5 separate regions of the Homo sapiens genome follow, and regions 1, 2, 3 and 4 are each linked to region 5. The links are chromatin loops, found by intact Hi-C in ENCODE. Cell type or tissue: heart right ventricle. All regions are shown on one strand. Links, peaks and the distances in the headings refer to the core of each region. The heading gives the core; the rest is flanking DNA.

Region 1 (6,070 bases), core at 994-4,993, 170 kb after region 5:
CTAATGAAAAAATTATAAAGTCATGAAAAAAGTTATAAGCACAAATATCAGGGTTTGAGAATGGCAGTTGTATAAGGTCACTCTGGAAAAATTAATATTTTGTCTAAAATAAAGTCCTATATTATTTAAATAGTTATAAATATGTTTATAAGCCAAATTAATTTCAAAATGCTACATTTATAGATATATGATAAGCAAATGAGTAATGAAAATATATTAATATATTAATTATATTAATTAAATATATTATTTAAAATATATATTTCATACATAAATTAAATATAGTACAATATTTATATGTACTACAATTATATATCTACATATAATAATTATGTTATGCATATTACATTGCATATATTTTATATGTAAATGACATATATTTATTCTTTTTAACCATATAGCTTAAACTTTTCTATTTCAACAAAGAAAGCAAAATACGTATTTTATTTCTAGGATTCCATTCAGAAGACATGTGATACACCTCGAAACTGAATTTTTATTTGTTTATTAAAAGCCTGACACATGGATTTTGATATTTTTTATGTCCCTACCCTGTGCTAATGTGATAAATATAATTTCCTTTTTCAAACTACTCATATCTTAAATGCTCTTTTACTACATGTTTGGCCTCAAATTCCTTTTTGAATAAGGTGGAGTACTATAAACAAACAATATTTAATGGCTGTTTTGCTGAATAAAAATATAACAGTTAACAGCTTTCTTCATTAACATGCTCGCCCAGGAGCTGGTTTAACTTTCCATAGCAAGACGTGGTCATCAAAATTCCTATTCCATATTTCCAAATGCTTTTTCTGTCATATTATTTACTGGAATTTAGATTATTATAAGCATACGTTCTATGAGGAAATTTTTTAAACTGATAACACCATAAAAACTACATCACCTGGGAGACTGAAGCTCTGGTTTAGATGAGAAAATTCTTTTCAGATCCACAGTTTCGATTTGCAGCAGGGATGACTCAGCCTCCGATAGCACACTGTGTATCCAATGCCTAGTGATTCAGCTTGGGACAGTTGGGATTATAGAAGAAGGAACAGATTTTCTTATAAAAACAAGTGGTTTTTTTCCTTCTTCATGCCTTACAATCTGTTCAAGAAACAAATATCATTCTTATCTTACCCTTAAGACAAAATTTTTGTCAGCCACAAAAAATCAAGTAAATATTAACCTTAGAATATCTGGAGTACAGTTCATCTAGAGAAAATGATAGATTCATTCTGGACAAGTAGGAAATAAAAGAATAGTAATACATATTTTCTATTGTGTACTTCCAGAGATAAAGTTGATTGATTTTTTTCCCAATTTTTTATTTTGAAAGATGTGAAGAATTATATAATGAACACCAACATATCTTAGGGTCATCCTTTTTTTAACAACTTGCTTCATTTGCTTTTTTCTTTCTTCATCTCTATGTATATTTTTTGTGCTTATTCACTTGAAAGTTAGTTGCAGTCAACATAACATTTTAGCCCCAAATACTTTAGCATATATCACCTTAAGAACAAGAATATTCTCCTATAAAACCATAATATAACATACCCAAGAAACATATTATCTAGTAGACAGTTGTTCCTCAATGCTTTATTGTTTCTGATCCAGGATCCAATAAAAAATTACACAGTGAATTTGGTTGTCTCTTTCGACTCCTTTAATCTGGAATGAGTTTTTAATTTGATACAGTGAAAATGCTTATTTTCAAAATTACTCAGTCTCTAGAGTATCATCAATTAATACTGTCAGCAAATAATCAGGAAGACAATCTTAGAAACCTGGCCAGATACCAAACTTAAAAAAAAAATCTATAATCATTTCACTGGAAAAAAAATTCCTTCCCAATTCAACCCATGTAAACCTCGGCCAGGTAAAGAACAAGAGAAGCAAACTTGAAAGTAACCAGGGGCTTAAACCATACAAACCCCATACATCAAGTTCAGCAGTTTGAATTGAATTGGTGGTCAGCCTACTTTGTGTAGTACAACAAGGTAAATGTGCTGGCAATACAGTAGAGCCAGCCGACAAAATAAATGTTCATTTTGACTGATACTTCACTATTCAAATACTCTGCCCTTCTTTCCCCCTGAAACCCTCAATGCCATTTTATATAAAAATTTAAACATATTCTGACAGTGGTTTTATGGATAATACTAATGAATACTATCATATTAAATTTCTGTTCGTTCTCTGAATACTTCTCTTCCTCCCAGTTTACATTATTTTGGGAAAAGCACATCTTTAATCTTTATTGGCAATAAGCTCGCCTCTTGTTATTCACTTTAGGAGAAAATCCTTATTAGAAATGCAGTGCTAAAAAGGTACCTAAGTCATCAATATTATGGTATTTCATGAATTGAATTTGATGTATCATACACAGATGCTTGCATTAAAGCATACAACTTATTTTGGTTCAATAAAATGTTAATACATTGTTTAGCATTTATAAACAAACGTACCATCTTCAGTGCTAAATACGCAAATGACAAATGTAACAAACATGATGAACTTATTTTCCAAATCCTGCATCATAGGCACATGAAATACTTTGGTTCACCTGAAACATAATCTTTCATCATAAGAAAGGGAATATTATGATGAGAGAGGAGTGATAGAAATGTGGCTGTTTTCCTGTTTTTGATTTTTATGTGAAACTTAAAAGTCAATAAGAGAGAGTGGATTTCAAATGCAAGGTAATGGACAAAGGCAGCAAAGGGGGGTTTCTATTGCCACCTAGTGTCTAACTTTATAAGGGACTTATTTTTGAACATGACAGCAGTCACACAATGTGAAACAGACTCTGAAACGGGAAAGGTAATTACGGCACTTTCCAGCCAAAGAATTTCAGTCTTTTTTTCTTATGGTCAACCTCCTGTCACTGTATAACTGGTCTATATATATAAAAATACCAAAAATTTCACATATTAAAGAGTGATATTTATGAAGATGGTGATTTGTGTATATATCATGATATATACATGTACATTTGAAATTAATTCCATTATTATTTTGGATCAGTATAACTATTTAGAAAGTATAATTCCTGATGAAACAAGAAATAGTTATCTGTCACACTTACTCCATTGATATTTACTTAAAATATTACTACGAAATTTTTTCACTTTTTTTTTTACTTTATGTAAAGCAATCTATTTAGTTTGGCTAACACATTTTATGTCCTCAAGGCTTTTGCCACCTTATAATTAGACTCTAATTTTAGAAATTGAATTGGTTATTGTGTCACTGTATAAACTACTTAATCTCCCTCCCCGCAAAAATGTCCAGCAGTTCACTGAAATAAGAAATCAATGGAGCAGATTTAACTAGCTTCAACTGTGCAATGAAAATATGCTAGTGAAAAGTTACTGGAGATATGCCCCAACATAACTGTAATCTAATGATCCAAATCAATACATATTTGAATAGTCAGTTATTTTTCATCCTTTTCATGTTGTGAGCATAATGCAGTCATGTAGATTATGCTGTCTGAGGAGTGGTTTAGATTGTTTTATTGGTCTGCAACATGATTGCCAAAGTACAACTCCTTTCTTTTATAAATAGATATCTGCGGTTGGCGTAGAGATGTCATCTTCTCCTATAACAGCCTGATAAAGATCAGGTTTTAGTATTTAAGGTTTTGTTTTAAAGTCAAGTTGAAGTTTTTAGGCATTAATTTTATCTGGCATGAGGCGAGCTGGAGTGGTGTATGCAAGTGATAACCACTCTTTCTTTGAAAATAAACTGCACAGTTTGACTTTGGCAGGGTTTCAACGGTGGAAGACTTATCTGCTTGTAAAGTTCTCCCTCACGTACGTGCTTACTCCATTTATTTTTTTACTTAGTGTAATGAGGTCTGTGGAATGGAAAAAAATAGCAACAGGAGAGTTGGAGACTATTTTATAGAGCGAAATACATATGTGTATGAATAATGTTAACTCTGTGAATGAGTAAATTCTCTTTAGTTTTTTCAATCAATCATGCAAAGCGAGAATCAGAGCCTTTAAAAATACAAAAGATGGTATTTATTTTCTTGAGACTAACTTGCAATCATATAAGCCACATATTTTATCATTTTGTATCTTTACATGGAGTGCCTATTCTTGAGGGTGTATTCACAAACTCATATTTGAGTCATTGCTTCTTTGGCCATGTACGTCCATATTGCAAAGGCACTGATTAAAATATGACAATAAAATGGACTAGGTGACTTTTTAATAAGTGCATGTAAATAGTAGCAGAAAAATGAAAAAAAAAGTGTTACTGAAAGATGAAACTGAAGAAAATTTGACCCATGCTAATTCTTCACTCAAAAAGGGGAAAAGAAAATATCTACAAATATGTTCTTAAAGGCAGGAATAAAACATTGCAGCTAGGATTTCCTGGTAATAATTAAGCTTCATAATTATACCTAAAAATTGTATCATCTCAGTTCTATTTAGTAACAAAGCAATTCTTTTCCAAGTTTTTTTCATCAAGCACCCCACCACACACAGATCCCTGCAGTCACTAACTCACCAACATCACCCATATGTCCCCAGTCTCCCAAACCATATAGAAAGCTATTTTCCTTTCATCACCTCTCTCAAAGTCAGCAGTTTTAGGCTTGAAAATCCATACAAGGGACAAGCTCTGTCTTAGTTAGAGTTCTTAAATTACCCTAGACTTGGGAGGCTTAAACAAGAGAAATTCATTTTCTCACAGTTCTGGAGGCTGGAAGTCTGAGACCAGGTTACCAGCATGACTGGGTTGTGGTGAGGGCCCTCATGCAGGTTGTGGATGGTCATATTTCTTGCTGTATCTTCACAGGGTAGAAAGAGAGTGAGAGAGCTCTCGGGTCTCTTTTATAAAGGCACTACCATTCATGACGGATCCACTCTCATGACCTAATGACCTCCCAAAGTCCCCACCTCCTAATACCAGCACATTGGGAGTTAGGATTTCAACACTCGAATTGGGGGCAGGGGGCACTAATGTTAAGTTCATTGCAGGCTGCTGGACAGAGACTTTCCAGGCAAAATAGACCACGATTAGGGACACAAGTGACCATGGAAGGCTGCACGCTTCTTTATGACTGTGGCTATTCTAGTCAGAGAAGGGGACAGAGACTTAAAGAGTATTTGGAACCAGGTGAAAAGGTTCATGCCCAAATTTTATGGTGTCCAGCCATGTGTCATGATAGCAACAAAATTCTCGATATTTCTATGAGCAATATCAGTCGGTCTCTTTTCCACATTGTTAGGAGATCCCAACGGGCCACAGCTATGGAAAAGCAGGGAGAAGGGAGGTCCAGCAATGGTAATTCATGTTTGTTTCCCTTAATTAGGTGGTGGCTTTATATCCCAGTGTCCTGTATTTTAAGGGACATATGTTGGGACTTAATTAATACTGAGGAGGAAAACAATTTTTCAAATCCTTTGTGTACAAAGAGAAATCAAGCAACTTTGGCAAGCTTCAGTAACTATTTCTGGAGACCAGAGTATTAGCAAGTTTATAAAATATTGTGTGCCAGTAGGTTCAAAAGTATTATTAAAATTCTCTGAATTATTGAATTTTGACAAATTCCATGTGTGAAAATATATCAAAAGGTACATATAAGGAAGGTCTCATGTCCTAAAGTTGGAGAAACCGGACAAATGAAAACTTTATAAAAGCAGAAATAATGCAGGATTAAATGCCAATTCACTAAAACAGACCATCTACACTGACAGAGTTCAGAAGGAGGAGAAACGGTGGCGGGAATAGCAGTATGGATGGAAAGGAGTCAGCATCCAGGCTGACCTTGAAGAGACATTGGGACATACACCAGTGGGTGTCAGTAGGAAAGTCAGGACAGGCAGGGGAGCAGCAGGCACAGAGGATGGGGTTCAGAGATGGCCTTGATTCCAGAACTGACCAACTACACCCACCTGTTCCAAAAATAAACACCTAGTGTGTTCTTTCTGTCTGAGAGACACTGTGGGAAGAGGTGTGAGGGAAGAAAATGTTTGAGAAGGAGAATTCATGCTTATGGCTCTCTTCAAAGCACCAGACCCCATGCTAATCACTTTACCCTTGAGTT
Region 2 (6,070 bases), core at 1,001-5,000, 240 kb before region 5:
ATCAGACCAAAATGAACATCTTAACTGATGAGGAACATAAAGTCAAGACCAAGAAAGGACAGTGGGTATCTCAATTGTTATTTAGCTTTGAATTGGAAGTATTAGCCAATGTCATTAGATAAGAGAAATTGGAGGCATGAGCATTGGAAATGAAGAGATTAAACTACCTCTGTTGCAGATGTTATGATTATATATCTTGAAAACAAAAAAAAACTGTGAAAAACTACAAATAGGAGAATTTAATAAAATAGCAAGATATGTAACTAACATAAAATCAATAGTTTTTGTGGGAAATCAATAGTCTTACTATTTGTATATAATGGAGAAGCAGACTCCATACATGATAACAAATAAAATAGAATAAAAGGAAAAAAGCAAAATAAAATTCCTAGGCATAAAACTAATACAAATGTTTAAAACCTATATGAGGAAAACTATAGACATGCCTGAAAGACATAAATATGTCCTTAAATAGAAAGATATAAAATTAGTCACGGCAAGCTGACTCAGCCTCAGAAACATGTTAATTCTTCCTAAATTAGTTATTCATTTAATTCAATTCCAATAAAAATAGCAGAAGTTTTTCCCCTCTGGAGCTACACAAATTGGTTATAAAGTTCATATGGAAGAATAAACACGCAATACCAATCAGGAAATTTTGTAAGAAGAGAAGCAATGTATTTCTTTTTCTAAAATATATTAAAAAGCCTCTATAATTAAAAGGTTGTGGTATGGGCACATGAGTAGACAGAAAGACCAATGGAACCACACAGAAAATCTGGTAAAGCAGCTAACATACAATATTGATAAAGATAACCTCTGATAATAGAGGGAAAGTATGTTCTTAATCAGTAAATGGCTTTGGAACACCTGGATAACCATATGAAAAAAAGATAAAATTACATCCATTTATCACACCATATGGTAGATATCCAAATGGATCAGAGATCTAAATGCATGAAATATTTCAGGAGCAATAAGGAAAAAAGTGATAAATTTGACACAGAGTAATATTCTGAACACATAAAATGCTTCAAAGAATTGAGAAAAAAGGCAAAACCTTAGAGAAAATGGGGAAAAAATACAGATAGTTCTCAGAAAAAGAAATAAAAATGACCCTCACACATAGAAAAATATACTGAATATATGAGAAATGCAAATTAAAACTACACTGAGATAACACTTCTCACCCACCTGACTGGCAGAGATCCCAAAATTTGTAAACTATACTCTGTTGTAGAGGTTTTGATGAAATAAGTATGCAAAGTGGTATCAGCTTCAATGGGTTTGGGGGTGGGAGGATTTAGCATTATTGAGCAAAACTGCATATACATTTACCCTTCAATCCTGCAACATGAATTCTAGGAATCTGTTCCAAAAATGCAAAGTGACATATGGTCAAGACTGTTCCTCATAGAATTACTTATAATACTAAAAGATGAAATAGCTTAAATATCGATAAGAGACTGGTTCAATAAACTAGAGAACATTGACACATGGAACACAGGCCCTTTTTTGCTTAACAAAGGTGTCTGAAATGCTTGTTATTTTCATTATATTAAAAGGAGTCATTAGAATGGTTATCTATCAACCTAAAGCCTCAACCAATTTCCTAAAACACAGTGAATAACATATATGTAATAAATGATCATGTAAAGATGTAAAATGCCTAAAAAATCCACCTCTTAATAACCAATTACTGTGGTTGTTAACAGTCACCTTATATGGCGACTTCCGGGGAAAGTGCCTTTTCTTACCTTCAGCAGCAGCCTTCCTGAAGCATATGCCCTTTTGAAAGTCCATGTAGGCTTTGCCATTTTGACAACTGTGTATGGAGACTCAAGACTTTATCTGACATCATTTTGTTTAAAAAGTTGTATTGAGGTTTGAGGACACGAATATGTATTCTACCTGTATTAACTGGCCAAAAAATAAAGTTGTATTGGAGAGGTGTCTGTGGGTTTGAATGCTAAAACTTACAGTTTGGGATACTAAAAATCGAAAGGTAGAAAATATTAATGGGGGATGTTCTGCAGGGCATATGGTATGATTCATCATAGAATAGAATCAGAGAGATTTCTGCATGCTCCTTTTGAATGACATTCAGAATTCATCTTTAATGGAAAAAAGTAAGGTACAGAACAGAGTGTAGAAGCGTGTAGAGTGAGCTACTTTTTGTGTAACAGAGGGTCAAGGAGTGATAAAAGTGTATAGCATTTTCTTACGTTTTCAAAAGAATTAGCATGAGGTTACCTATAAGGCAGGGATGACTTTGGAGCTATGTAATGTTTTACATAACTGTTTTACATAACTGACAATCAAAATGAAAATCAAATTAAATCAAAAGACAAAAGAATCTAAAGTCATACAGAAGGGGTGCCGTAAGGTTGGAGACTCTTCTGAGGAGCGGGCACTGCCTGGCAGGGACTGCACCTCTGAAGGTACAACGAAGCTGGTTTTGGGGCTCTTGCAAAATGGGCTGGAGACTGGAATCACGTTCCAGGGTGAAGGGTGGTTACTGAGGCAAGAAAGGGGAGACCGCCTGCAAATGAGAACAAGTCCTTTCTCCCTCCTTCTGCCGTTCAGTCTCTCTAGCGCCCCCTCTTGGCAGATCCTAAAGAAAGCTGATTGCAATGCGGAAACTGGAGCTGCAAGGCCCCAAAAGCAGGAAGAAAGGGTTTGGGGCTGGGGGGCAATAGCTTAGTAACTAACATGATTGGTAAAATTGAAGGCCAAGAGTTTACTTGTGACAGGGAGAATTTACAAGGAGGCTCTAGGAACCAAATGACACTGTAACACAAGGTTTTTCAGTACCATTGAAGGCTGACACAGGCAAAATGACTTTCAAATGAGATAATGCAAGTGAAATGGCCTCAGATTTATAAAGTACCATGCAAGTAGGAAAATAATAGTTTTAATGTTGATGCTTTAACTTCACTTTTAACTATGATGGGGATATTTGATAAAAGAAAATTTGTGAAGCCAAAGATAATCATGAGATAAATTATGAAAAGATGTTTATTAGTTTTAGAAACAGAAATAATAGTTTGCCTTACTTTCTCTAATTGAGGCAATTTTATTTTAATTTGGAGGTTTTCAAAAGGACACACACTTTTATTAGTTTTTCTGTCATAACTTGCAGAGTTTTGTGGATCTTTGCAAAAACTTGAGTTAAATTTTCTTTAATGATGTGTCTATATATTATACATTGGCTACATAAAAGCACTGAATTACTGTGCTATATCATTACATTACTGATTATATTAATGTGTGTCTCTGTAGTGTAATAATTTTTGCATTTATTCATTCATTAAAGATAATCATAACTAATACAATTACAATTTCATTTTAAAGTCATTATTCATAGTCATCAATTTAGAGATAAGAATGAAATTATGTTGATAAGTTCATAAACTGATGGCTGGAGGCCAATCAGATTGCTTCGTGTTCCCAAATTATTTTATAATTATGTTACTTATGGTTAACATGTGGATGTGAAACAAAGATTCTGGAATTCAAGTCATGCTAAAAGAGCTGTGAGTCACTGTTCATTTTTAAATCTCTCACATAGTTAAAGAAAAGGTGTGTAGAAACTATTTCATAAGTTTAATTAACATGATTATAGATATTGCATACACTTGTAAATAGAGAAAAGCAATCTGCAAAAAGAACAAAATAATTCTGATACTTTATAAAAATAGCATAACTAAATTTAGCAAAAAGTAAGGGATCATTGATAAGCTAGAATATTAGAATAGGATTTTCAGAAACGGTCATTTGTTTGGGGAACGAAAATAATTGTAACCAGGCCAGATGACATATTTATAGGTTTCCAGGGGAAACAGAAACTTACCTCAAATAAAAAGTTGCAAGTGGTCAATGTAATTAAAAAAGAAAAGTAGTGAAATTATCCAAGAACAAGGTGGGGCTTGGTGTAGGAAAATAGCCTTTAATTCACACATAAGAGTAACATACAAAGGGAATACACCATTTTTAATTGAAAACTGAAATCAACTGAAAGCATTTTAGTTGAAAACACATCAAGTATCTGTATCATTATTATTCCATCTGCAGAATGTAGTTGTAACTCACAATGTTTTCAACTATTTTTTTCAGTAAATATTTACTATCTATCTGTCTGTCTGTCTGTCTGTCTGTCTGTCTGTCTGTCTATCTATCTATCTATCTATAGAGACAAGGTCTTGCCATGTTGCCCAGGTTGGTCTCGAACTCCTGGGCTCAAGAGATCCTCCTGTCTTGGCCTCCCAAAGCGCTGGGATTACAGGTGTGAATCACTGTGCTGGGCCTTGAGTATGTATTTAATGTGTAAGACTCTGTGGTAGGCACCAACAGCAGAGGCAAAGGTTAGCAAGGAATTGTCAAGGAGTTTATAATCTGACAATGTGGATAAAAGAAATATACACACATTTTGAAAGTAAAATATAAAGTGTCAAGTGCTATAAAAACAATACAAACACAACATTTTGGAAGATCGTTGGAAAAAAAGAGCATATTCAATCGGAAAGATCAGGAAAAGCTTCATGAAGGAGAGAACATGGGAGAATAAGCATTTTCACAGGATGGGTAATAGAGATAAATAAAAATAGTACAAGTGACATTTGTTTTGTGCTAGGCACCGTCTTAAGAATTTATGCATATGATGTCATTTAATCCTCAAAACAACCACAGAACATAGTACTCATATTATCACTATTCCACAAATGAGGCTTAGAGAGGTTAATTTTCCCCAGTTCTCACAGTTAGTGGCAAATCCATAATTTAGAACCATATCTGCCTAACTCCAGAGCCTAAACCTTGCTTACTGTATTATACTCCTTTGTAAAGAAGAATCGTTTACGAAAGCGAAAACTGAAAATCCTACATCTATAGTTTATTTATTTGCTTATTCATTATTATTTTTATTATTTTTAACTCTTTTAGAGATAGAGTCTCACTATGTTGCCCACGCTCACTTCAAATTTCTGAGCTCAAGCAGTCCTGCTGCCTCAGTCTCCTGAGTAGCTGGGACTACATGGGTGCACCAACATACATCTCTATATTATAACAGTTATATTTAACGTGACACTTATATTTTGGTAAAATGGTGATTTAAAAGTTAATATTGGTAGGAATATGATAAAAATGTATATTCTCTCATTCAGTTGTAAAGCAAATACAAAATTGCACATGCGTTTGTTATAGCAGAATCAGCATATAGTAGATTCTCAGTAAATGTTGAATAAATGAATAAATAAGGTAGAAAATCTGTATGCATATGGACAGAGATTGGGAGACTGATATGTGAAAATGATTAGTTGCAATAGGATTGTGGGACTTTGAGGCCTAGCTAGTCCTCTTTCAGTTATCTTTAATTTTGTATATGGTCGGATCATCCGGCTTTGAGTAGAAACCAGTTGTTTATTTCCTTTTCATTAACAAAGGACTAATGAGTTCAACCTAAAAGGACAGATGAATCAGCCTGTGATATCAATAATCAATAGAGAATTCTTCTGCAGAATATTCACTAACATGCACAGTTTTTGAATAGTTAAAAAAATTTTATTTTTTCAGTAATGAAGAATATGAATCAGAGAAAATGATGCATATATATCATAACTTCGGCATGCACGAATGAGACCAGATGAGGCAACAATAGTTTACATTTTGACTTATTTCTTTAATTTCAAAAAATTGAAGTCTTATTAATCATTTGCTAGTTCTATGCAATGGTACATTCTTCAAATCATACCTAATGATAATAACAGGAGAAATGATAAATGAAAATGGTCAAAGCATTCAATAACATGTTGCTGTTATAGTAAGATTTTGAAATAGAATGTAGCATGTTATGGGATTTTGCCTTTAACTAGACTAAAATATACTTTATTGATTCAGGTAGAAGGAACTATTAAATATTATATACAAATTACTTTATACTTATTTCATTAGGAAACAACATTAATATACATATATGTGCACATACACATATGTTTACCAGTGAAGTTGATTAACTTTTAGTTCTGGAGCACCGTTTTTCTTTTCACTAAAAAAGTGGTTTCTGGTGGCAACA
Region 3 (6,070 bases), core at 1,172-5,171, 230 kb before region 5:
ATTTTCATGTGCGCTTGGCACATTAACAGTGTTAATAATATTGCAAGATAAAATTAGCTGGGCTTTAGAACATAAATAATGTGGAATTCAATTACTTGTATTTATAAATTAATATTATGCCTTTTATATGCAGATACTTGAGAAAAACCCTTATTTTATGATATATATTTGAAAGTAATAAAACTGAATTTATTTTAAGAACAGTCTTTGGGTGTCGTAAGATCCAGACCTCACTCAGCCTAAAGTACTAGAGTGATCAAGTGGGATCTATGGATCCCAACTACTAGGATGGCTCTTCCGCTGACTAAATATGTGGCCTTGGACAAGTCACTTCAACATTCTGGATTTTATTTCCCTTCTTGGTAAAATTAGGAGATAGGAGTACCTGTCCTTTCTATTGTGAAGCTGTCTCAGAGAGGGATTTTGAGGAAAGAGGGAAAGGATCACACATGGTTTTGGAGAGCGTGGAGGTAGACTCTGCATGAGCTCCAGAGTCTGGCAACCTGAGGAGCTTAAGATAATTCAAGAGCAAGCGTGGTGGGTGCGAGATGATTTGGGGGTCACCAGGGTGTAAGTTGTAAAGAGCATGGCAGTTAACGGCTAACAGGAACACTGAAGTGATGGATTGAAGGGGAGGGCCAAGAGCAGAACTCTGGGAGGATATGAGCATCTATATTTAGCTCCTATGTCCAGTGGGCAGCACGAAAGTTACTTTTAGTTATCTCTTGCTTAATTATTATGCTGAAGTACATCAGCCTCTTCCCTGAGAAAGAAGGATTTTAGGAGTACAGTAAAATTAGATGGAGGCCAGGAAGAGTTAAAGTGTACCCTTGCTGTCTTTCTCTCCTTCCCTCCCTCCAATCCAGAGAAATCCCCCAAATCTGAGAGGTGGGGAGAGGAAGTCAGAGTTTCCCTGGATGGGATGCCCAACAGGAGATGACTGGGGGCTGGGTAACAGGGAGGGATTTCATAAGGATTTCACTTATATCCTGAAGGTGGGGGGGTTTGTAGTCAATATCAGAAATGATTCCAATTGTGCAAAGTTGGGGTGTATATCTAATGCTTCCCCCTTAATACTAAAAGGGAAGGGGACGTAAACCAACTATCAGACAAGATTCCTATCAGCCTGGCCATCATATGCTTGGAGTCTGGAGTTACTAAATCAAACACAGCAGATCTTTGGGTCTAGCTGAGCCTTCCAACCCACACAGATCCCATGGGTATGGGTATTTGGGCTTAGCTCCTATTTTACTGGATTTCGACTCCTCAACAGGTTTGGGACCTCTCAGCTCCACGCAGTGGCCTCTGATGTGCCCTGTGAGGAGACCTAGTCACTTTGGACCCTCTGTCTCTTCATTTTTATCTTTACTAAATAGCTTTAGTTTTCTTAAATCTTTTTGTTCCCTGACCTACCCCTTTTGGATCCTATGACTTCTGCTTGGCTTCAGGTTTTTGTTTAGGCCAATAGAGTCTATTTGGTGTCACTACTAGAAGAGACAGGGTGAGGCAGGTGACCAGCCATCTCAGTGTGCCCAGGACTGAAGGGTTCCTGGGATGTGAGATTTTCAGTTTTAAAACTGGGAAAGTCCCAGAAAAACCAGGACTCACTGGTCACCCTAAAAGGAGAAGAAAGAGGAAATGCAGTATTCCAAACGCCGCATGGAATATTTACACAAAAAACAACCTTTTTACACTAAAAAGATTAACCTTCTCTTAGCATATTTCCTATGACCTTAAAGAAACTCCGTTTCTTTGTTTGCCTTGAAAAACATACATCTTAAAACCCTGTAATAAATCCCTTTCTGCTTAAACTAGCTAGAGCAGATTTTCTTCTCTGCAACTGAACTCTACCTGACTCAGTACCATATGTTATATTTACACTGAAGAGATTTCTCTAATGAGCTAAAAATCATTTTGAGAGAACTTGTGTCTGGGAGTTCTGTGGACTTTTTTTCTGACCACCAATTTTCCTCCTTTCTTTTGGTAGCCATATCCTTTGAAGAAGCACCCCATCCCTTGTCTCAGTCTGGGTAAGGCTGATGCCACACTCAGGCCTGGACGACAAAGGACCTTCTCTTTCTGGGCACAGCGATGATTCACAAATTGGCATGTGACACAACAGGGGCGGATGAGGATTATCTTTTGGGAATTTTACTTGAGCTGCTGGGAAAGCTGTTTATTTGTTTTTGTTATGTATCACTGTTGTAGGGACAATTTAAATGAGGACTTGCCAGTGAACACCAAGCTTGCTTGAGAATGAAACTAGCCAAGAAGAAAGCCGGGTTGCAAGGGAGAGAAAGAGACTGCAGGCTTAGCACCTTTTTGGAACTAGATCTGGTCATGCCTGAAGTGGCTTTGTAGTTACAGGAGTCAATAATACTCTCTATTTTGCTTCAATGAAATTGAATGCCATTTCTGTCACTAGACAACCAAAGAGTACTGAATAATTCAACATAATAAAATAAAATGCATATTTATAAACGGATAAATTTGGGACATTATTATCATAAAACCAATTGCTTGTTTAAATACTTAGTTTGCACTTAATGTGCCATTCCACTTTAAACATTCGATTGGCATATACGCTTTCAGAAACACCCATAGTAGTTAAAATAAGGGAAATTTGGTAGAACCCCTTCTCTTAGCTTGGCACTATTGCTTATTTTGCATGATGCCTGGAACAAGTTACTTAACCTCTTCTGCCTCATCTGATAAATGTACACGATAATAGTAATTACCATATAGATATTGGGTATAGAAGGCTCATGCTGCTAGAACAGTGGTTTGCACATAATGAGCATTAGCTCTTAGTAACGAATTGTTGTTAATTCGTTAACTTTTCGATCACATTTAAAGTTATTTTAACGTAATAGTTTTTGGCCGGTTTAGATAAAAACATGTAGCATCACAAATATGTAAGTAAATATATTGAGCCCTTAAGTATAACGAATGTTAGAAGCAGTTATGTAAATAAGCACATATGAGAGAAAGGCTCAAAAGTTATAATATACAAAAGACGAAACATTATTTTTATATGCTGTCCAGGTTATGATTCATTTTTGCTCATTAAAAATTTATTATATTGTTTTTCCATAAGGAAAATTAATATGACTATATTAATATATTTGCAAATAGTTATTGTAATCACTTATGTGTTAGTAATTTATTATATAAATAAAATTATTATATTATATAATATATAAATAAATTACTAATACATAACTGATGATAACACAGAAGTATGTTTCAGAGAGTTGATTTTTTAAAAAACTCCATATTAGACTAAATATTGTCACTTAATAAGAATACACAATCTCACAAACAGCAAAATACTTCACTGCCTTTGCTTTTTAAAAGGAAACAAAAGATTAGAATTGGGTCATATATCCAATGTGAAATGTAGAGTATTTCAATTAAGATTCAAGTTGACTTTTTAAAGTGTTGTTCAAGTCAAATGCTACCCTGTGTCAATTGCTTCCAGCTGCTGAATGAGTTTGTAAAGTTATAGGGCATTATAACAACATTGACTGCAACACTTCTTAATTTCACTTTTAGAACATAGGAGATAAATCACATTGTGTGTAAAAGTGTATCAAAATAATAAGCAATAAATAAAGAATAACAACGATAAATAATAAGTAATCCCCTCTCTGGTCTTGGAGAAATATGTGTGAAACAAAGGCTGAAACATGTATGTAAAGTTTTAAAGGTGAATCACCAATTGCTTTCAGTGTTAGTTTATCTTACATCTTTCCATTCTTCAGTAGAAAATTTTGCATTTATTTAAGTAAGTGTTTTTGCTTTTTTTCTTAATTTTACTATAGGTCATTTTCTTGGGAAAATAACGGTGACATTGTTGCATATGAAAACCAAGAAACATTGTGAAAGATTTAATTCATGCTATGGCCATTTCAGCAGAATCTCACTGAATTTTATGTATATGAAATGATTTTTAAAAAATAGTAGAACCTTTCCATGGCCAAGCACTACCTACATTGCCCCACTCTGTAAACTCTTTATGTCAAAATGAAAACTAAATGATATTTTGAAACAAGTGTGCACATATAAAAATTTCTTCTAGAATCCAGTGGTCTCAGAATGGATTGAAGAGAAAAAGGTTCACTGCTGACCAGGGGCTTATTTCCCATTTTTCATTTCTGTTTGTAATTCCTGTCATCTTTGTTTCTTGTGCTTTTGCTAAAAAGGGCGACTCATATTTATTGGACCTGGGTTTCAATAAACAGTATGCATTATGGTGAACCAAAGAGTGATTTATTGATAATTTGTCACTTATATTTATGAAATTGTAGACCCCAGAGCTCCAGAGCAGGTAAATCATATTCCACAGCCTCAATGTGTTGGTCCCCGTCCGCCCGCACCCCCACTCCACTCCATAAGCCAACCGCTGGCTCCATTTACTGCCAAAAGCTCACATCATGTAAGCTGACAGCCCCATACTTCTCAGGTCCTGGTCATCATGCACTTACAAATACAAGAAAAATAGAACAACTGTTGGAGACTTACTTGTTTTTTCAATGTGTTTTCAATTTATTTCTCAAGTCCAGAAATAATAAATTAATAAAACATAATTAGATGTAAAATTACAAGTTAATGAGGCTAGAGAAGGAGCAAGAATGTAAAAGGAACAGTAGATTGTGAGATTTTTTTTTTAGTTTGTTTATTATGATACAGCTGTATAGAACTTTCACACAGTTTCCAGATGCAGACAGCTGTTAGTCCGTTGCTATTAAGGAAACAAAGGTTCAGAGTTCATTTTGATCCACTTGTTCTAGACTAGTGGTGTTTAACATGGCACTTCACTCAGTCATATACAAGACTGTCAAGATGGGCATCATGTCTTCACTTGCCTTTTGCTGCTCACTTATCTCTTCTGGCAACCTCTCCAACAGCAAGCTGCCCCACTCTTCCTAACATGTTTATCTCCCATGGTGATGTCAGCAGAACTCAGCAAATCTAATATTCATGCTCAAACAGATTTGTTGGTGCTCTTTGTTTATAAGAATCAGCCCTGTATCACTCTTGCAGCTGCTTCCTCTAGATAATGCATACAGGGCTTTGTGTTTTGCATTCTCTTTAGACAGGACTTGGGCGACGAACAAAGCACCTACCTATATCTGACTACAACCTATTTTTTTTTTTTTTTTTTTTTTTACAAAAATCTAATTCCGATTTTTTTTTCCACGGATGTGACTATAACCTTGTCTTTTTCCGCTTGGCCACTTCTTTTGGACATAAAATATTTACAGCAATGAAACAATGCATATGTTTTCTTTTCTGGAGGAATAATCAAGAGAAATAAGATTTTAAAAATATAATTTAGGCAGAAGATATTTCTTAAATGTAATGCTCTAGGGCTAAAGAATGAAACTCATAAAAAATGTATGTATGTTCCACATGGAAGTCTACAAAAATCATGTCGTATGTACTATTTTATAATATCCCAAGTTTTTGTAGTAATTAACTATTGCTTTTCAAGTTTCAGTTACTTTTAATGATTTAGGGACAAATATATAATGCAGATATGGGAAACAGACATCATTAGCTGTGGTTGCAGGTCTCTTTTACACAATTCCTGGTACAAATCTTTATCTCTTTAATGGAAAAACACATGCTGATTTAAAAATCTGCAACTACTTGAGTCAAGATAGTTGGAAGCTTACTAACTGGTGGATGTGGGACTTGTTTTGCATGATGACTTTAAGGTAGTCGACTTCCACACTTTCTCATTTATATATGAGCCTGTACATGTAAAAATGGTTTCTAAATAAGTCTCAACTGTATTTATTTTAAAGCACTATGGTGTTGTAGCACCTTTAGGAGCCATTTTGATTAAGAACTAAATTATACATATCTTTATACAACTTTCTAATTTTAAATAATGAAACACCACACATTTGTGTTACATCACTGGATTGTTGATCTTTACACCTTTTGGGGAACACAGTACTAAATGTCAACCTATAACAAAGTGCCAATTCTGCACCCAAAAGCGTTATATAGTAGGTGCTCACTTAACGTAATTGATAAGTTATTTGAAAGTGAGATTTTA
Region 4 (6,070 bases), core at 992-4,991, 550 kb before region 5:
TTCCTCCTCTCCTGTCTCTCCCCACTCCCTCCATCCCGGTCATTCCTTTTCTCTCAGTATCTGTCTTTGTGGATAACTCTTTCTACCCACTTTCTACCCATTCGCCGGTATCTGCTGAATGCTGGCCTCAGCCCATGTGTCTACATGACCTTCCAGCCCAGCTCCCCAGAGTTTACCGTGTGCCACACTCTAGGTTTCGGTTCTGTCAGGTGCCTCCTCCTGTCTGAGGCAGGCATGGAGGGAGTGGAAACTAGTCATAGTCCTAAAATGTATAGAAAGGGAGAGAGTAGAGTTTCTTTTTACCTTCTTGAGTAGAAATACAGCCACTCTTTGCTCTGCAGGATAATTTTCAAGCTACCCTATATGTTTAAGGCAGCTGGGCATCTCAGAGTGCTGTGTGATTTATTTGTACAGATTCACGTAACACTACCCTGTTCTCTTAGATTTGGTTGAAGCTGGTGGTCTTTGTTATAGCTTGTGGTTCATGATTTATCTGAGGATTACATGAGGAATTTTTTCTCTAATGGTGTGGTAAAGGGCAGAGGAGGATCTCCCTTTTACAGATATCAGAAAGCATGAAAAAAATAGAATTGGATTTAATGCTTTGCAGATATTCTGTTTTTCTTCCCAATTATTTGATTTCACCTATATACATATTCTTTTCTCTTTTTCCTAGCTTTAGAAGCAAACCAACAAAAGCAGTTTGGACTTTAGTAACTTTTTTTTACAGCAGCATTTAGAACAGTTTGCATGTTCTGAGGAATATTATATGTGTGTTGGGGGGAAAGGAATTCACACTGAATAAATTTTAGAAATAATTAAACAAAATAAAGCAAGTTCCTTTACTGCAAGACTTCTCTGATCCTTTAATATACTAATAGACTTTGTGATACTCCAAATTGTAAAGATAGTTCTCCCAAACTTATTTGACCTTCCAAAAAACATAGTCATGAAAACAGAAGCTTTTAAGCTTGTTGTGTTTACCAATGCAAGTTCTGCTGCTCTTCTGACCCAAGAGATTGTCTGATCCTGTGCTGGATTAATCTCAGTGACATAGCCCGCCCTGTACACTCTGCTGTGTGATGCAGGGGCCAAGACTCTGAAAAGTGCATTTCGCTCTGGTCTGTGAGCTTCCTCTTAGGATGCCCTATAGGGACTCTGGACTGCAGGAGGAGGGATGGGGATTTCCCTTCTTTCTGTTTGCTTGCTGTTTCTAGGTGTCACCCTATCAGTGGCCTTTCTCTGGGCAGCACTAGTCATCTTCTGTCTTCAGCTTCTTTCCTTGCTCTTAGAACCTCACTGCAATCTGTCTGAAGGAGCAGTGGACTCCAGCTAGTGCCTCTGTCGGAGGTCAGAGCCCCAGATCCAGGAAACCTGTCCTACAAGCTCCTGATGTATCAGGAATGACTTGGCAGTGGCCCCACCTCAAGACATGGGTCCCTACTCTATGAGGCTCTCATCTAACTTACAGTTCTGGAAACTCCAACCTCTTCCCTAAGAGTGGTAGTTGCTTCTTACTTATCTCTGTTATCTTAGTGCCTCTTTGCTTTTTAGCCTTTCAACATCTGTAATAAACTTCCCATATCAAATTCCCTCTGTTAAAATACCTAGTGTGGTGTCCATTTTCTCGACCGGACCTCGATGGAAAAGAATGCAGTCCTCCAAGGGAGTGGCTCTGAGATGGGGCCAGGGTGGGAAGGTGGGTAGAGGAGACAGTGGAGGAGAAGCCTTGAATTCTTTCCTTGAATCTAAAGCAGTGTTTTTCAAATGTTAGAAATTTAAGGAACTCAGAGGAATTTCATTTCAAAAATTTTACAATATCCCTTGAGATAATAGGATATGATCTGGGGGGTGGTAAAAAGTAGAATTATTAATTTCTTTTTGATTTAAGGTGTTATGTTATTGCACAAGTTTAGTAAAAAGGGAACTAAAGGAATCCTTTCTCAGGCCTCTATTTGCCACAACTGTAAACCACATATTTGAAGAAAGGGGAAGGAGATCGTGTGACTTGGTAAAGTATTGGAATCAGGAGTGAAGTGCAAGCAATACGTTCTAAATGGAATTTCCAAAGATACATTTTAAAATATTTGGTTTAATAAATAACTAAATTGCCGGGCGTGGTGGCTCACGCCTGTAATCCTAGCACTTTGGGAGGCCTAGGCGGGTGGATTATCTGAGGTCAGGAGTTCGATACCATCCTGGCCAACATGATGAAACCCTGTATCTACTAAAAATACAAACAATTAGCCGGGTGTCGTGGTGACGCCTGTAATTCCAGCTACTTGGGGGGCTGAGGCAGGAGAATTGCTCGAACCTGGGAGGCGGAGGTTGCAGTGAGCCAAGATCGTGCCACGGCACTCTAGCCTGGGCAACAGAGTGAGACTCCGTCTCTAAATAAATAAATAAATATAAAAAATAACTAAATTAAGTCTCAGGTTCGTAAATATTAGTGATCATTAGGATCATCTGGGGAGCACTAAAACTCCACATTGCTGAGTTTGATCCCAGGCCCAGGGGTTCAGGCTGGGGTCTTAGTTGAGATGCTAGGATTGGGATCCTAGGAATTGATATTTTTTGAAAAACCACCTTATGCGATCAAAGAAATCCAATGATTAACAGATTTAGGATTCACTATTATATAGAATAAAAATCTTTTAATTATAAATGCATATATATCTATGTGTGTGTGTGTGTGTGTGTGTGTGTGTGTGTGTGTTTAAAGAACTTAGATTCAACTTCCCCTCCACCACCACTTAAAGTATGAGGAGCTAGGAGCAATACAGTGTTGACAGTCCCTATCCTGGCAGGGGGCAGTTGGGAAAACACTGGATTAGAAAAGATGAAAGACAATGGAGCTTCCCTAGGAGACTGATTTTTGAAGGGCTTTTGATCATCCTCCACCCAGTGTCAAAGCCAGTCATGAATCCTCAGAACCAAGGAGGTCCTGGCAAGTTCTGTTGTGGTTACCCGTCGGACATCCCTGTCTGGTCACCGGGGCTCCGAGGGGTGCCCTGCTCTCAGGATGCTGGGATATGAGTGTCTAAAGTGGGCCTTTCACTCATCAGTGATTTTCCCAGGCTGTTACCTGTGTGTGAGTCTGAGATACAGTGACCAGGCAGGTGACTTCAAAACTGTCCACAGAGACTGCCAGGGGCTTGTCAGGTGAATGGAAAATGAAATAAATATAAGAACATCGCCAAGGTAGGCAGCAAGAAAGAGTAGAATTTAAACTTAGTCAGAGTCCATTTTTTTTGCTTTGTGACTTTGAAATGAAATACAGAGCAAAGGAGAGTCTTGAGGTTTTTTAAACACTCTTGTGAAAGGGGAAAAGGGTGTTTCCCTGGCACTGCTGGTGCAGACCTGTCTTGTCGCCATGCCTCTCAAAATTAAGAAAATCAAGGACTTTCTGCTCACAGACAAAAGGATGCCAAATAACTCAGGATCAAGAAATATAAGAATAATGTGAATTTACAAGTTCAGTGCAACAGATACCTTTATAACTTGGTCATCACAAAGAGAAGGCAGAGAAACTGAAGCAGCCCCTGCCCCCAGTTTTGGCAGTGAAACAGCTGGAATACACTGGCACAATGATTTAACTATATTAAAATTCTTTTTAACTCAAACAACAAAATTAATTATTTCAATTAAAAGGATGAAAAAAACTCCTCGTTTTCTAATTGATTCAGTCAGCCAATCGCCTGGTGGAGTCTGGTTTGGGTTATATCATTGGGTTAGTTCGTGTTACTTAGTGTTCTGGATTTGATCAGGAAATCCACCAGGCGTGTGGCTTTTCAGTAGTGGAATCTTGTTGGCAGGAAAAGTCCTCAGCACACTGGGTGATTCAAGTGCACTTTCATAATTTGCTCTTGCTTTACCCTCTTTGTTATGTCCACATTCCACACGAATCCATCACTTCTCTCTGAGTTATGTGCTGCTCAGGACTGATGCTCTTACCACCCACCCAGTCAGAGCAGCCTCTGCTTCTCAAACTCGCAGAACCTGTTGTTCTGTCCCTCTCTTACCTAGTGCTGTCACTGTAGCCTTTTACCTCCAGCCGGGGGCAGGGAAATGACTCCCCAGAGAGCCATTTCTCATGGTCATAAATGTTCTATTTTACTAAGTTCCATCAACATTCACCAAACACTGAAGCAAAACAATCGTTCTCTATGGGTTCTTTTTTTTTGGTATAAACATATATACTGCCCATTAAAGTGCATAAGCTATTTGTGTATGTGGGATGGGTAAATTGGAAGCCATGTCAGCATCTGTACACAAATCATTTGTGTGTGTTGTAGGGTACGTTTACCTGTTTTTCAGTAAGGGAGTAAGACACCTTCATGCCTGGCTGAACCACCAACTTCGCAGGCTTCGTGTAGACACTACAACTGTTTATGTGTTTGGATTTTCACTAATTACTCCTCTCCAGTTTTTTCCCCTGGTGTCCCAGGTGTGTTGATTTTAATTGCTTCACTCATTTAAGCATCTCCCCAGACTGTAATAGATTAGTTAGCCGTCCAAGCCTGCTGCTGGCTTTCCCCTCTCCCCTTCTCATTTGCTTCCATACCCAAAATAACCAGAAACATTCATTGCTCAGTAATGAGGCTGCAATTCTTCTCTGCGGAATCCAGGAAGACATAAAAGGCAGTCTCTATGTTAACATCAACTCCTGCTTTCCTCGTCTTTGTTCTATTATACGCTCTCTGCTGACTAACTTTAGAGAAGAAGCAAATGTTACCCCACCTTACCAGAGCATGAAGTTGTGTTACTGAGCAATCTTAGGGCAATTTACTATGTAAGACACTCAAAACAAACCAAAATAGACACATACACACACACACACGCACAGAGTAGGTCAAAACAAAACAGTGTGGGCATCCTTTCTAATTTTTCAAACCTCACCTGCTGAATAGCATATTTAATAAAGCACATACCACTTATTTGATCTGGCAGTACTTAACGCAATAACTTACACACAAAGAAAGGCCCAAACATTTAGCCACAGGATGTCATCAAATAAGGGAAGAAGGTTTGTAATAATGGTTTGTAATTAATGTTTAGGTTTTAAGAGATGCCTTAAGAAAAACAAAAGGTCTTATTAACTCATTTGCCCTCCTAAATAACTCTATTTTTCAATTGACTGAGCAAACACCCAATTAGAGTGGTAATTTATTAGGGTCATACATTAGCTGAAAAGAAAACAGAAAAAAAGAAAAGCTGTATCAGAAGCTAGAATTACCAAAGGCTGATCTTGTTTGAGTTCATATATGGTATCTTTTAAGCAGGCTGATGACAATCTTTCCTTTATATATTAAAGATAAACAATTTAGACATAGTCCCCGCCTGGCTACCTTAATCTTAATTGCAGGAAAAGACAGTATAGAAACACGGATTTAAAAACAGCAGCAACAATAAAATGAAAAAACATAGGCAGTGCCAAGATGCACAAAGAGAGAACGGTTTCAAATATCACACTGAACTTAGCTTTCCTTCAGTTGATCCATAAGGCCTGCTATACCACATCATTCCAAGAAACACCAAGACTTTGTAGCTTTGCTATGGACACTATCAGAAAGGTCAGTTGGTTTGATCAAAATTGTGGTTGTGTAGCTTCAGCCATTCTCATAGCAAAAATTGGTAACCTAAGGTTGACAACTAAGTTTTTTATTTTTTAATTAATTAATTTATTTATTTTGGAGACAGGGTCTCACGCGTGTTGCACAGGCTGGAGTGCAGTGGCATGATCTGGGCTCACTGCAGTATTGACTTTCTGGGCTCAGGTGATTCTCCTACTTCAGCTTCCAGAGTAACTGGGACTACAGGCCTCTGCTACCATGCCCAGCTAATTTTTTTTTTTGTATTTTTTTGTAGAGATGGGCTTTCTCCATGTTGCTCAGGCTGGTCTCGAAATCCCGGGCTCAAGCTATCTGCCCACCTCAGCCTCCCAAATTGCTGGGATAACAGGCGTAAGCCACTCTGTCTGACCAACTAAGCTTTTTATAAGGGAGCCTGCAGTTTCAACTAAATCTCAATTAAAATTGCTGTCATCTGTTATATTTATATTATTTTAAAT
Region 5 (6,070 bases), core at 1,197-5,196:
GTGCCCTGGTTTCTAGAAAGAAAGAAGGAAAAAGGAGAAGCAAATGCAGGGCAATTATCATTAGGAAGATAGCTTGGAGTCTGCACACATCTCTTCTACTTACATCTCACTGGTGAGAACCTAGTCATATGGACAATCTTTGCTACAAAGGACGCTTGGAAATGTAGTCTCTAGCTGGGCACCCATATGACCAAGAGGAAGGGGTGAACAGATTATGGAAGACAGCCTATGATCTCTGTCACAGGTTTGTATTTCCAAAATATATCTAGTCTCTAATTACTTATCACCTCATCACCCCCATCATCACACTACTAGAAGCCCCAATTGTTCACCATTGCAATATCCTCCTAACTGGCGTTTCTGCTTCTGTTCTTGCTTCCCTAAATGTATTCACAACTGCCTGTGATGATGTTAAAACACATCTGACCAAGACATTTTTTCTGCCCTTAGTCCTGCAATAACTTCTCATCTCATTATGAGTAAGAGCTCATGGTCTAGCCTCTGCTACTTCTTGACCTGAACTTCTACTCATACCAGGGGCTGCTTGTTGGTTCCAACATGTCCTGTTATGCTTCTTCCTCCCGGAACTCACAGCCATGCAATCTAACATCCTCTTCTTCCAGCTCTCCCCCAGGCTCACTCCTCAGCTTCAGGTCCTGATTCAAATGGCTCCTTCCTGGCAAGGCCTTGCCTGGACACCCTATTTAAAACTGCAGCTCTTCCATCACTTGAGACTCTAGCTCCTTTGCCTGTTTTATTTTTCTCCTTGGCTCCTTCTGTCATACTGTATATTTTACTTATTTGTCTTGTTTCTTCTCCCCTGCCACCGCCAGTTTACTCCCCAACCCCAGAAGGTTCACTCCAAGATAGCAGATGTTTTTGCCTGTTTTGTTCTTAGCATCTTATATAGCATCTGACCCCATAGTAGTTGCTCAATAAATACATTTAAGGAAATTATAGAGAGAATAAATGTGTCAGTAAACCTCAGCCATCTGATTTTCCATTTAAAGCACAACCTTGGTATAGATATCTGGAAATTAAGGAAACAATCTGATAATAATAATTAATGTGAAGCTATAAGACCAGGAACTATGAATGAGCTATGGAAGAAATCTCAGACTTGAAATTGGAAGATTTAAATTTAATTGCCATTTTGAGACTAACCTATTTATGAAATTTAACGATTAGCTTCCTCTCTTTCGGCCTCAGTTTTCTCAGCTAAGTAAAGCATAAATATGCACTTCAGAGGTATTTGGAAGCTGAAAGATGTGAAAAAGACAATGCCATATCTGAAAGTGGTCGCATATATTTATTCTTAAGTTTACAACATTTATTAAAATAGGAATATCATGGGATTTACTAATTTCAAGAAGTTCATCTGGGTCCTTTGGATAAAACAGTCTTTTTCTGTTTTATGTTTCAGATTCTAACCCTAAGGTTGTGTTGAACCTCAAAGATGCCTTGAATATATTTAGTAAAATAACTACAGTAATAGTAACTAGAAACTTTCTGTATGTAGTTAAGTATTTTCATATAAGTTATTGCATTAAATCTTCATAAAAGCCCTATAAGTACCTACAGAAACATATGATTGTTGCAGGCTTTATTAATTACAATTATAATAAAATGAAATTTAAAAATACTTCAATGTTGGCACTAAGGTACAATTAAAAAAAATTGTTTAAACATAAAATCAGTATTTTTTTCCTGAAATGGGTGGTTACTTACATGGTAACTTTTCTCCATTAATCTATTATTTCCTCAAGTTCAACCAACAAAGAATGTCATAAATTTTAAAAGTAAAAAGCAATTTCTTTCAAAATAATTCCCTCTCTTACACTATGATAAAAGTGCATGGGAAACATTACTAAATCAAAATTAACTGCTCCAGTGTCCTGCCTAAATTAGAAAAAAAAAGAACATGTATTTCTGTGCATGTTAACTACACATAGCCCCATTAATAATTTTTTGTATAGAATTTATAAGCGCAGCGAACTTAGAAAAATTAAGCAAATCATAGAGAAAATGACAGAGTTTGGAAATATCAAGGAACCAGCCCAGATTCTCTGCTAATTTAGTTTCGGGACATGAGAATAGTGCTTTTTTATCTCAGACTTGGCTCAAGCTTGGGGAAAAACATTTCCCCAGGAAATTTTAGCCCAGCTGAAGCAATTGATTTTTACTGCTTGTACCCAGCATCCTCATTTTTCAGCGCTACTCAATGCACAACCACTCAGCCATACACATTCGGATGGTTATTCAGAATTGAATCAACAACTTTGACAGAGTCAATATCTCTGCTGGCCTGTAACAAAATGGCCTTGTTATTCCAGAAGATGGACAAGAACCAGATTAGACATCCCAGTTTCCTAGCTACAGAAATTTAGACAATCAAAAACAGTGTTGGAATATCCAGTGTTTCTTAAGATACCATGGAGGGAGCACATGCTTCAAAAAGGGCATGGTGCAATTCTTCAAGAGGATAAAATGTATCATATTCTAAAAAATACCTTTAAAAATGGACAACTCAAACTTCCTGTTATTTTATGGATGAGTCTGGACACACTCACAAAACCTTTTTCTACAAAATTTTCAGTTTATCGGCCACAGTGGTGGCCATAATAAAATTCTTGACAGTATTACTTTTAACGCAAACAACAGATAACTTCAACTGATTGAAATAAAAATGTAAAAGCTCCCTGGATGTTAAAAGAATAACTGAATGGCTCCTTGCAAATCTTCTACCTAGATAAATTTTGTTCTGAATATGGAAGTTTTAGTATCACCATTACTTTCATTAAGTTTTATAATGGTAGCTAAGATAAGTCTAGCTCAGAAAATGCCAGAGTGTTTTAGGTTTAAAGGGTCACTTCCTTAATAGATTGGGGTTGTGTCAGATCTACTTTAAAATGAGATAGTACATATAAAAATACTTTGAAAAGTTAAAAGCATCACATAAAAGCAGGACCTTTCTTAGATGGAAACCCTGTTTTGGAAGCACTTAACTATAATTGCAAATGCTGATAAATGAAAAAATAGGTCACCAAAAATGCTTTCATAGGCGTTTTCTTCCCCAGTGCAAGTGCATTCACTGATGAGAAGAATCTATGCCATGCGGTAACACAGCAAGACCATTTAAATACCTATCATGTAATAAGTAATCAAATCCGAGGGCTCCCTTGGGCTTTTAGCTCCAGGATGAATTTTTCCCCACCCTTTTTGGCCCTGTGTAAATGTAATTTTGTTTTAATAATGTTTTTAAATTATGGTTGTCTAATAAACATAATTTTAAAAATTGTCCTTCAAAAAGGACTCACTTTTCAAGACTACTTTGTAAACCAGTAAGCTTCTCCTGACTTGTTCTCCTCGAAGGGTCTGGATGGTTTCATTTACTTCTTCACTTTTATAGGAAAAACAATGTAAAAAATTTTTATTATCGATAGAGCATTAAGAAACAACTTCATGCAAAACAATTAGTCTGGCCTTAGGTTGTGCCCTGTAAAGCTGTTAGATAGCTCTATCTCCCTCTACTGGCAAAGTCAGCATCCCAGATTCTGAGTTCCTTGACCCAAAGAATGTCACCCCCAGAAACAAACAAGAAAACAAACGAGAGCTGCTTCCACAATTAGCCCTAAGCCAGACAAGACTGGGAATTTTCTTCCCATCTTACAAAGAAAAAGGATTACCATGAATAAGCAGTGTTCAGAGGAAAAATGGGAACTATTTTCCTTAAACATTAAAAAAAGTACCAAGAAGATTCTTGGAGGTTAAAATGCAAGTGCACAATGATCCGTGTGCAGAGAATGTGACTTTTTTTCCAGGATAAATAAAAAAGAACTAAACAATTTGTAGAATGCAGTCACATCAAATCTGATGGTGGAGAATGTGTGTACATTTTTTAAAAAATCAAATACCTTACCTTCTTGATAAATGGCTCATAAGGGCACTACTACCAGGAGTCGCTGAAGGCAGAACCCGAGCTTAGGTATTTTAAGTGGCATTACATGTTCTCTTCAAGTTCATAGGGTTAAACAGGTAAGTGGTTTCACATGTGGTTCCTTCCTAAAAAATGAGGACAATAATGATGAGCTAGCCACTTTTTTAGAGGTGGAAAAAAACTAGTTAGAATCCACGCTCTCTGGAGACAGAGTTCTGCAGTAAGTGGAACCTTCTGACGATGGAGCCTGGAGCCAGCAGCTGGGTTCTGTCACCCTGACTGGGGCGGCCCTGTTAGTGTAGCGTGACCCCTGGCGCATTCGCACAGATAATACCGGCACCTCTTTTCACTCTAATCTCCTACCCGTCTGAGCAATTCAGCAGGAGATAGGGGCATTAAGGCCGTATTATTCCAAACAACATTTAGCTGAATGGTAGCTGAAGATTGTGACAGCAAAAGACAAATTCTCCTGGTCAAATACTTTCCTTCCCAGAAAACCTTCCTGTTTCAGTACTTTTGAGACACAAAAATGTCATTAAAATGGAACCAAAGCGGGAATCCCACACCATCCTTAGCTGAACCTAGGAAAACTTTGAAATTCCAAACAGAATTTCTTGGAGTTTCTCATGCTACAATGGCCTGTGATAAATAACACCAAATAGCCAGATAAAGAAGGAATCATTTATTCATGTATTTGCATATTTTGTTGACATTATGCCATATCTCCAGATATGGCTGTTGTTCACAAGTGAGCAGAGTTCCAGGGAGAGATGTACAGATAGCCTGTTTTTGTAATATGTATCTAAATACTTGGTGGCATGTAGCCAATCTTCCTGGAAGGAGATGGTGTTATAAGCCCATAACCTAGGTCAGAACTCTAAATGCCAATGGCAGAGTGTTGCTTTTTATGTTGGTGATACAACATCGTCTGCATTTAGATAGCTGATAATGTGTTTTCTCAAAGCTGAAGGGGCAAAAGTAAAAACTTTCTTAAATGTTTACAGATAATTTTAGTGCTATAACTGTAGGCTAACATTACTTTGTTTTTCAAAGTGGGAATCTAAGTAAATTAATATTTAATATATATTCAGGAAATTAACAGCACTCTTCCTGGTTGCTTTTTCTATTTCTGTTGTTTTTCCTTTCAAAATATACAACAACAGGATTTTGCTGTGATGTTCTAATAATTTAATTTGGGTTTTAAAATTCTAGCAATGGGACTTATGGGAAAAAATAAACTATCTCTCCGGTAATCTGCAATGCCTGGTGCTCTGAAATAAGATCAGACAGTGATCAGAGATGATTCTTTCCTGTGACAGGGCACTGTGTTTTGGCAAAAGCTGATTATTCTCTTAGTTTTGTCTGTGCAGAACATGAGGTTGCTTATGTGCGAAAAGTTGCTGGGTTGCTACAGCCAAGACGTCTCACACTTTGAGGTCCACAATGGTTATTAATTAAGAATAATAAAAATAATGTTTAAAATCTCCTTCTGGAAAAATATGCGTATTTCATACTTAACAGGAAGTGAATACAGCAATGAAGAGCTGTTTTACATATCTTTTAAACAATAATGAAAGACTTGTTTAATAATAAAGATTGGAATTCCTACTTTGAATAGCATATTATATAGCACTATAATTCATACTTCATCTGAGAAAAATATATTTCCTGCGTGTCAGCCAAAATAGGTTCATTTGATGTTGTTCTGTTGATCAAAGGAAGTAGGCTCACTTTGTGGGCATGTACGAACATCATGTCATGGTTAAAACATAGCCAAATAGGGTTGTGGGAAGAGCTAGATTAAAAAATAGGCAAATGAAGCAATCTGTCCAGGTCACTGAGCTACATAAATCACTAGAATAAATAATAAATATGATGCCAGGAAACTAGGTTTTCTGCAGAACACTTTGTACATAACTGATAAACTGTAACTTGGTCCCTCTCATAATGAAAATAAAAAACATTTCTTGCCTTTGTCCACAACAGTCTATTTCTTGATGAGTATTTAATTTTGGCTGTGATTCGCAAGACAGCGTAGAGTTCCAGGGAGAGTTCACTAAAATTCAGAAACAATACAAGACTTTACTGGAAAAGTGATTTATTACATTATTGAAATAATTATTTAAAATTTCA

Evidence for each region. A loop is a pair of places that touch in the nucleus more often than their neighbours do. Peaks named below come from ENCODE experiments on the same cell type or tissue, not always from the same donor. Only the 100,000 strongest peaks of a DNase experiment are listed, where the experiment ranks them.
Region 1: it touches region 5 in a loop (4-fold over the local background); 14 of 110 quality-filtered maps call a loop at or near these places.
Region 2: a loop joins it to region 5, with 5 times the contacts of the local background. A loop is called at or near these places in 20 of 110 quality-filtered maps.
Region 3: it touches region 5 in a loop (2.3-fold over the local background); 16 of 110 quality-filtered maps call a loop at or near these places.
Region 4: it touches region 5 in a loop (4-fold over the local background); 7 of 110 quality-filtered maps call a loop at or near these places.

Annotation. Positions count from the first base shown.
Region 1 is chr4:174,153,683-174,159,752 of GRCh38, forward strand. The region is part of intron 1 of LINC02268 (long intergenic non-protein coding RNA 2268); the gene reads right to left. Among named protein-coding and RNA genes, the nearest start is that of LINC02268, 64 kb to the right of the region's middle. In heart right ventricle, for the core only: a CTCF peak has its summit at 2,738 (motif pointing left); no DNase peak of the experiment used is centred there; H3K4me3 peaks cover 397 bases; H3K27ac peaks cover 1,331 bases.
Region 2 is chr4:173,750,203-173,756,272 of GRCh38, forward strand. No RefSeq gene overlaps it. Among named protein-coding and RNA genes, the nearest start is that of LINC02269, 140 kb to the right of the region's middle. In heart right ventricle, for the core only: a CTCF peak has its summit at 2,637 (motif pointing left); no DNase peak of the experiment used is centred there.
Region 3 is chr4:173,761,495-173,767,564 of GRCh38, forward strand. No RefSeq gene overlaps it. Among named protein-coding and RNA genes, the nearest start is that of LINC02269, 130 kb to the right of the region's middle. In heart right ventricle, for the core only: no CTCF peak of the experiment used is centred there; no DNase peak of the experiment used is centred there.
Region 4 is chr4:173,432,440-173,438,509 of GRCh38, forward strand. It overlaps a transcript of SCRG1 not described here and the pseudogene LOC124900814. Among named protein-coding and RNA genes, the nearest start is that of SCRG1, 36 kb to the left of the region's middle. RefSeq lists an enhancer at 2,614-3,116. In heart right ventricle, for the core only: no CTCF peak of the experiment used is centred there; no DNase peak of the experiment used is centred there.
Region 5 is chr4:173,986,788-173,992,857 of GRCh38, forward strand. It overlaps LOC105377543 (a long non-coding RNA gene), which reads right to left and starts at 4,179. Exons shown (of 4, transcript NR_188468.1): 1 at 3,920-4,179. In heart right ventricle, for the core only: CTCF peaks have their summits at 3,523 (motif pointing left) and 4,263; a DNase peak (open chromatin) is centred at 4,234; H3K4me3 peaks cover 669 bases; H3K27ac peaks cover 1,394 bases.